2 separate regions of the Mus musculus genome follow, and region 1 is linked to region 2. Evidence: chromatin contacts called from ENCODE Hi-C or POLR2A ChIA-PET data. All regions are on one chromosome and are shown on one strand. Each heading gives the region's core, a stretch centred on a gene start or an enhancer-like site at or near the end of the contact. The rest is flanking DNA. Distances are from core to core; before and after follow the strand shown. Region 1 overlaps Csnk1e (casein kinase 1, epsilon). Region 2 has its middle 5.4 kb from the start of Gm41359.

Region 1 (3,869 bases), core at 506-3,005, 40 kb after region 2:
GCTCCCCCGAAACACACAAAGACTCCGTATGCGGCCTTGGCTGGCCTGGAACTTGCTATGTGGACCAGATCAAGCTCAACAGAGCTCTGCCCACCTCGGCTGGAGTTGGAGGTGTGTACCACCACACGTGGCAAAAAGATAGTTAAGGAATGTCGACCCATCTCCTAAGGTAGAGGTGCTGGTCAGAGCCGGGCAGTGGAAAGTCACCTCCCTAGCTGTGCAGGGAGAAGAGCCCAGTGGCCTTAGCCTGGCCTGAGAGAAACGTAAGCAGTGTGGGACTTGTGGCTGCGCTCGGCGAAACCATCTTCAGGGTCTGTCTGTCTTTTGTGTCTGGAGGAGGCTGCTCTCTCCCCTGTGGGGGCTGTCAGCTCACGTCCTCCATCCCATTTCCTGTCGGGTCTTTCCTGTCCACTAGCTGTTTGCCTGTGATAAGAATTGTGTGTTTTTCTTTCAACCTAATTTCTTGTGCTTTGGCCAGCATGAATGTTTTTGAAGGAGAGGGAACCTTTGACATGTTCCCCCTTATCCTTATTAGTATGTGTGTATGCTTGTGTTTGTGTGTGTGTGTGTGTGTGTGTGTGTGTGTGTGTGTGTAGGTCAGAGGACAACTTCTTGAGGTAGTTCTTTCCTTCTGTGTAGCTTCTGGGTATTGAACTCAGGTCATCAGGCTTGGCAGCAATCACCTTTACCTTCTGAGCCAGCTTGCCATCTCCTTGAGCAACACCTCCCCTCCCCCACCCGGACACACACACACACACACACACACACACCCCACACAGACACTCTTATACCCTTCTCTCTCCCTGTCTCTGTCTCTGTCTCTCTCTCAGAAAATATTAACATAGGTGCTTGAAGGGTTTGTTCATTTTTACATTTTATTTGGTGTGTGACATATGAGTGGAGGCCAGTTATCTCCATCTGAGACAGGATGTTAGCAAGTTCCAGGCCAGCCTGGGCTACGTGGTGAGGACTCAGCAGGTATGCAGTTGTGTGGCCCTTATTGCAATGCCGTCCTCTCCTCAGCTAAGTCTCAAACCTCCATCACTTCCAAGAGCAGCTCCTGCCTCTGGCCCCCAGCCCACTGCAACTCCAGACCTGCTTCCAGCCTCTGGCTTGCCTTGCCTTTCGTCCCTCTCCTCCCTCACCCTGTCCTCTCCTCCACACAGCCTCTAGGAACTACAGTTCTCTCAGCTTCTACAATGGCTCACCAGTTAAGAGCACTGGCTGTTCTTCTAAAGGACCAGGGTTCGGTTCCCAGCACCCACAAGGCAGCTTGCACCTGTCTGTGACTTCAGTTCTAGGATATCTGACATCCTCACAAACAGGAACAAGCAGGCAGATCACTATTGGGCATAGGATAGAAATAACTAAATCATAAAAACAAAAGCAAAACCAAAAACCAACCAACGAACCTACTTCTGACCCATCCTCTTCCTCCCTTCCAAACAGTGTCACACTCTATAGCCTAGGCTAGAAATCATTATGTAGCCCAGGCTGGCCTGAAATTCATGTGTAAACTTAGGTGACCTTGAACTCAGGAAGTTCTCTTGCTTCGACTCCCTCCATGTTAGGATTGCAGGTATGCACAGTGCCCAGGTTCTCTTGTGACTCCTGGAGCCACGGCCCCAGGCTGAGATCCAGGCCTTGGAGTGTGTAATTTCTGAGTTAGAACATCTTGCTTCCAGCGGTGAGAAACTGGGAGTGGGTGGGGGGAAAGCAGAGATGCAGACAGGCCCCTCATGCCCAGACTCAGACGCCTAGAGAGCTGGCTCCATGCTCTCTCCCTCGAGCTTGAAAATACCCTGGGGTCGAATGCTGGGGCTGCATTTGTGGCAGAGTGAGGGATTGGTTATTAGGCCCATTCCTTACTGCGCTACCCCACAGTTGGCAGTTGTCATGGGGTATCCCTGCCCCCTACAGCCCCCAGTGGGCCCCTGACCATTCTTCTCTGTGACCCTTCAGAGCCAACACACCCACTGACCCGCCAGTCGCTAGGATTAGGTTCAGTGCATCATGGTCCATCCTCGAACCCCCACAGGTGTCAGTCTGTCTGGGTGCACCTGACCTGTGGCCTCTAAGCCTCTTAGGGTGTGTCATCTCCTTCCCTTCCATATACTTGCCGTAGGCGCTCAGGGGGCCTCTGGAGTGCCCACCCACCCACCCACACACTCCCTGCTTCCTCTGTGACCAGCAACCCCTGGCTTCTTTCCAGTCTCATTGAGAGCTACTGATCCCCAGATAGCCTCAGGCCTGAGTTACAGCAACCTCAAATGCTGACTGGGTAGGCACCCGTGGTCCCCTGAGACTGACTGACCCTTGTCCTTTACCTCCTCTGACTCGGGCAGGTGCCAACATTGCCTCTGGTGAGGAAGTAGCCATCAAGCTCGAATGTGTGAAGACGAAACATCCCCAGCTCCACATCGAGAGCAAGTTCTACAAGATGATGCAGGGCGGAGGTGAGGCAGGGATGGTGCTGGGAGCGGGGGGGGGGGGGGGGGGGGGACAATGACTGAAGGACGGGAAGGAGCCCAAGGCTGGGGTGTGGGGATGGCACAAAAAATGGGGGGGGGGAGGCTGGTGGTCCGGGTGGAGAGCAGGAGAACATGCGTGGGAGTGACCACCGCTGACCGAGTCTCTCTCTCGGGCCCAGTGGGGATCCCGTCCATCAAGTGGTGCGGGGCTGAGGGAGACTATAACGTGATGGTCATGGAGCTGCTGGGGCCCAGCCTGGAGGACCTCTTCAACTTCTGTTCCCGGAAGTTCAGCCTCAAGACGGTGCTGTTGCTGGCCGACCAGATGGTGAGTCCCCACCCCTGCTGTTGTTCAGGGGACTCTCAGGTGACTTCTTCTGCCCTGTGAGACTCTCTAGTCTCTCAACCGGGATGCCGCTGGGCCCTGCATACCAACCCTGAGTCCCTCCTCCCAAGCTTGGGCCTGTTCCAGGGACCAGGAGACACTGAGGACCCATTGTGGAACCCAGAGAGTGCAGATTCCAGGCTGCTCTCTTTGCTCTTACTGTGATAACGCATGGGACCAGAAGCAGCTTATGGAGGAACTATTGATTTGGACTGAGGGTTCCAGAGAGGGGGCCCATAATAGTGGGGAAGGTCTGGTGGAGGGGCAGGGAGCAGAGAGGAAGCTGTAAGTGGGGGGAGACATTCAGTTCTCAAAGCCACCCCCCACACCCCACCCCCACCCACACACATAGATACAGACTTCCTCCACCAAGGCTGCCCCTATCCATAACCTCTCCAGTGTCGCCCATTAGAAACCCAGTGTTTAAGTGTCTGAGCTTCAGGAAGACATTGCTCATTTAAACCACCTTACCTGGCGAGTCACCCTCCTGGGAAGCTGGCAGCTGCCGACCCTCACGGTTATTACTGCCTGACCCAAGGGGAATGACTGAGTCCCCTGAGTTTCAGCCATCTGGCTTGCATCGCATCACGAGCATTGAGTCGGGTGCCTGGGCCAGAGCAGTTGTCAGTCAGGTACAATGGCCCTTGATGGTGCACAGAGGAAAGCTATTGCAGAAAGGCAAAAGCAGGCCACTCTCCCTCGGGGAGTTCACACCCCAATTTAGTTAGGGTTACTGGTGCTGTGAGGAAACACCATGACCAAAAGCAACTCAGAGAGGAAAGAGTTAATTTTCCTTACTTCCATCACTGTTCATCAAAGGAAGATGGGTCAGGAACCTGGAGGGGTTCTGCTCACTTGCCCTGCATGTTTTTTTTTTTTTATAGAACCCAGTATCATGAGCCCTGTGCTGGCCCCGCCCACGCAGGATGGCCCCGCCCACAATAGCCTAGGCCCTTCCTCATCAAATTGTTAATTAAGAAAATGTCCTACAGGGTTGCCTATAGCCTGATCTT
Region 2 (3,950 bases), core at 1,189-3,688:
CTGGGTTCTATGAAAGAGACACGTGGTCTTAGTGCTGAGCAGTCTCTCCAGTCCCTGCATTTTCTTCATGTGTCTTTGCATGTATATCTTATTATAAAATGCTGTGTTTATATATACTTGTATACATCACATGTATATAAACATGCAAATATGGTGTGGTAGGAGACCCAGGACTGAACAGTGGTTCATCCTAGAGAGTGTGGCTGGGGGAGAATGGGGAAGAGAAGGGAGTCTATTTTTCCCCCCAGCTATTTCAGGGCTGGAATATTTTTACTTAAGTGTGAATGACTTGGTAATTTTAGACCTAATTAAATCAAGTAGAGCAAAACAAATCCAAATGACATTGACTCGGGGCTGGAAATGCAGCTCGGTGGTAGACTGCTTGCTTCACATACACAAGGCCTTAGGTTCAATTCCAGCAGTCCAAAACACACGAGCCAAATGAGTAAGACGGGGTGAGGGTGGGGGTAGCTGCTGGGAGATGGCTCAGTCAGCAAAGGACCTGGCAGGCAAGCAAAGGACCTGAGTTCAGATCCTACAACACATATAAAGACGTTGGCAAGTCCGTAACCCCAAAGCTGGGATGAAGCAGAAACAGTGTCCGAAGCTCAGACTGAGAGACCCTGTCTCAACAAAAACATCAAAACTAAAGCAAGAAGGCAGTTGAGGGAAAATAGCTGGTGTTGGTCTTCATATATGTGTGTGTGTGTGTGTGTGTGTGTGTGTGTGTGTGTGTGTGTGTGTGCATGTGTGCATGTGCACATGTACACACACGCACTCGCTCACACACACACAAACAGGCACACATGTACACGTGCAAACACTCATGCACACACACACACATATTCACACACACATGCAAAGACACACACAAACACACACACACACACACACCATATACCGCATGCATAAATCAATAAAAAAATCATAATTAAAACAAGATGGCTCAGCAGGTAAAAAACATCTGGTGCCATGTCTGACAATGTGAGTTTGATTCCAAGCAGATTGTATGGTGGAAGGAAAGAACTGAACCCCAAAGATTGTCTTCTGACCTGTGACACACGTGAGCACCCCAAAGGGAAATAAGTTGATTCTAGAAAAAAGACGAACAGAATGAGGGGTGCCGTCAGAACCCAGTTTCTGGAGATGGCTAAAGTGACCATCACAAGCCTGCTTTCGGATCCTCCAGAATGAAGCTAATGTGCCCTGGCCTCATCGGTCCCTACCAGCCAAGGTGGATGACGTGAGCAAACGCAGCAAGGTGGGAGGAGCGTTCAGGCAGTTCAAAGGAGGGCTAAAGACACTTGGCTGGGGGCAGGAGAGGCTTCAGAGAAGGTGATATCTGTGCTGGGCCTTAGGGAGCCAGGAGGATGTAGAATGCAGATGACATTGCACTGGGATCTTTAGGGTGAGGGGAGTTTGTCCAGAGCAGCCAGGTCTTGGGGAGGAGAGAAGAGGGAAGTGTTCCTTAGGGTGGCAGAAGTATGGATAAAGGATAATACAGGCTTTATTTGGAACTAGGGAAGTCATGCAAATATATGCAAAAATCATGCAAATGAGCCTGGCTGAATGGCCGGTAGGAAGAGGACCCAGCTGGTGATTTTGTTCCTCAAGTGTAGTCCAGAGCCACCTGTGACAAGCATCACCTGGAGAGCCCAATCCTGGTTGCCTGCCACCCCCAGACCTGCTGGGGCTGCAGCCCGTGTTTAAGGGAGCTCGCCAGGTGAGTGTTTATTTCCGCATCCATTTATTAAACATGCACATGGAAATGCATTATAATTATAACACATTAGGATCTACGCACATTACAATATATAATATAAACATTCAAACAGAAAAGCAAGCCTTCCTCCTCTGCATTCTCCGCCCCCGGGCCTCAGAGGCAACAACCAGTCCCAGTTCCAGAAGGTGTGTCCTTCTGGAAGCCGCTCTGCAGGCTCCCACGGAATCCAGCCTCTGGTCCCCGAAACCCACAGCTTCTCAGGAGTGTTAGAGCGAAGCCTCTGTGTCACTCTGAAGCCAAACTGTTACTCATTTGTGTCTTTGACCATTCATTCAGAATTTCTCAGGGGCTTGCGGACTGGCACACTTTTCTTGGGCAAGAAAGCTAGGGGTCCTGTTCCCGGGGAGTCCAGGTGGAGAGGGAGCCAAGTGAATACTTGCATAGGTAATGCCTGCTGATGGTTATAGCCCTGCAGCCCAGGTGCCCCAGCTCGGCTCGGCTGGGCTCGGCTGGGCTCGGCTCGGCTCAGCTCGGTTCGGTTCGGTTCGGTTCGGCTGGGCTAGGCTCTCACTCCACCTCCGGGAGTGTGGAGGTTTGAATGAGATGTCTCTTGTGGTCTCCAGCATTTGATACTTAGTTTCCAGTCGGTGCTGCTGTTAGGGGAGGCTTAGGAGGCGTGGCCATGTCAGAGGACGTCCTACATCACTTCCTGACTTTGAGAGTTTAAAAGACCCGCTACAGTGCCTAGTTTGCTCTCTGCTTGTTCAAGATGTGAGCGCCTAGCTTTCTGCTCCAGCCATGATGCCTGCCTGCTGCTGAGGTCCCACAGGTGACGGTGATGGTCTTTTCTCCTGCTGGACTCCTGGGCCCAGATACACCCTTCCTTCTCTAAGGTGTCTTTGGTCTCAGTCATGGTGTTTTATCGCAGCAAAAGAAGCAGAATTAATAAGATGGATAGTATCCCTATCTCCCGGGTCAGTTCTGCTGCGGGGCAAGATCTGCAGTCCACTACTGCAGAGTAGACTCTGCCGTCAGTCAATGCTCATTTCCTTCTTCAAGAGAAACAAGCCTTGGCTTCGGGCAGCGGCCATGGGGGTAGGGTGGGGTGGTGAGTTTGGCTCCAGTCAAAATGGAAAGAGAGAGGGAAGTTTCCTGACCATATGCCACTGAGTCGGGGATTCCCATGCTTTAAAGAGTCTAATCTGGGGCCTGGAGTGATGGCTCAGCAGTTAAGAGCACTGACTGCTGCTCTTCCAGAGGTTCTGAGTTCAAATCCCAGCAACCATATGGTGGCTCACAACCATCTGTAATGGAATCTGATGCCCTCTTCTGGTGTGCCTGAAGACAACTACAGTGTACTCATATAAATAAAAATAAATAAATCTCGGAGGAGGAGGAGGAGGAGGAGGAGGAGGAGGAGGAGGAGAAGGAGGAGGAGGAGGAGAAGGAGAAGGAGAAGGAGAAGGAGAAGGAGAAGGAGAAGGAGAAGGAGAAGGAGAAGGAGAAGGAGAAGGAGAAGGAGAAGGAGAAGGAGAAGGAGAAGGAGAAGGAGAAGAAGAAGAAGTGCTTATGCTGGGGACAGCTCTGTTCCCAAGACCCCTTCAGGTCTCTCATAACCACCCATAACTCCAATCCGACGCCCTCTTGTGGCCTCCGAGAGTATTTGCTTTCACGTGCACATATATACGATTAAAAACAAATAACTCTTTCAATAAAAGTCTAATTTTCCTGAACCAGGGCAAGACTACAGCTTGGTTTATAGAGTGTTTGTCCAGCACACCAGAAGCCAGATGAAGCAGTGCATACTTACAGTTGCTATGCTTAGAAGGGGTACCTGGAGGCACCAAGGTTCAAGGTCATTCTCTACTATATAAAAGGTTGTGATCAGCCTTCAACACATGAAATCCTGTCTCTAGAAGCAGGGCGTGGGGAGGAGGCTGGAGAGGTGGCTGGACTTACTGTTCTTGCACAGAACAAGAGTAGAGTTTGGTTCCAAGTGCCCATGTCAGGCAGTTCACAACTGCCAGTCACTGCAGCTCCAGGATGCCTGGTGCCATCTTCTGGCCTTGTGGGTACCTGCACACATGTGTGCATAACGCATGCATACACACAGACATAAATAACATAAATAAAATATCTTTTAAAAAATAAAAGCCTACTGCCAGATGTAATGGTGTGTGTCTTCAATCTCAGGAGTCAGGGGGCAGAGGAAGAGGGAGAGGCAGAG

The links. Hi-C counts contacts between places; a loop is a spot of excess contacts on that map. ChIA-PET counts read pairs that join two places held with the same protein, here RNA polymerase II (POLR2A).
Region 1: a loop to region 2 is called in a map of heart, with 1.9 times the contacts of the local background. The contact joins two enhancer-like sites. A Hi-C loop is called at or near these places in 18 of 37 maps with a recorded cell type or tissue (Patski, T-helper 17 cell, adrenal gland and 4 more). POLR2A ChIA-PET finds 5 or more read pairs at or near these places in 5 of 5 experiments (Patski and embryonic stem cell).

What each region holds. Positions count from the first base shown.
Region 1 is chr15:79,428,642-79,432,510 of GRCm38, reverse strand. Csnk1e (casein kinase 1, epsilon) reads left to right here. Exons shown (of 11, transcript NM_013767.6): 3 at 2,346-2,456; 4 at 2,651-2,799. It overlaps Gm16059 (a long non-coding RNA gene), which reads right to left. Exons shown (of 3, transcript XR_003951551.1): 3 at 3,231-3,463. Among named protein-coding and RNA genes, the nearest start is that of Gm16059, 4.1 kb to the right of the region's middle. Within about 2 kb of position 1,755, at least 1 of the 3 ENCODE cell types and tissues checked has a DNase peak (open chromatin) inside an H3K27ac peak, as active enhancers do; it is heart, where a contact is called at or near this core.
Region 2 is chr15:79,469,216-79,473,165 of GRCm38, reverse strand. No RefSeq gene overlaps it. Among named protein-coding and RNA genes, the nearest start is that of Gm41359, 5.4 kb to the right of the region's middle. Within about 2 kb of position 2,438, at least 1 of the 3 ENCODE cell types and tissues checked has a DNase peak (open chromatin) inside an H3K27ac peak, as active enhancers do; it is heart, where a contact is called at or near this core.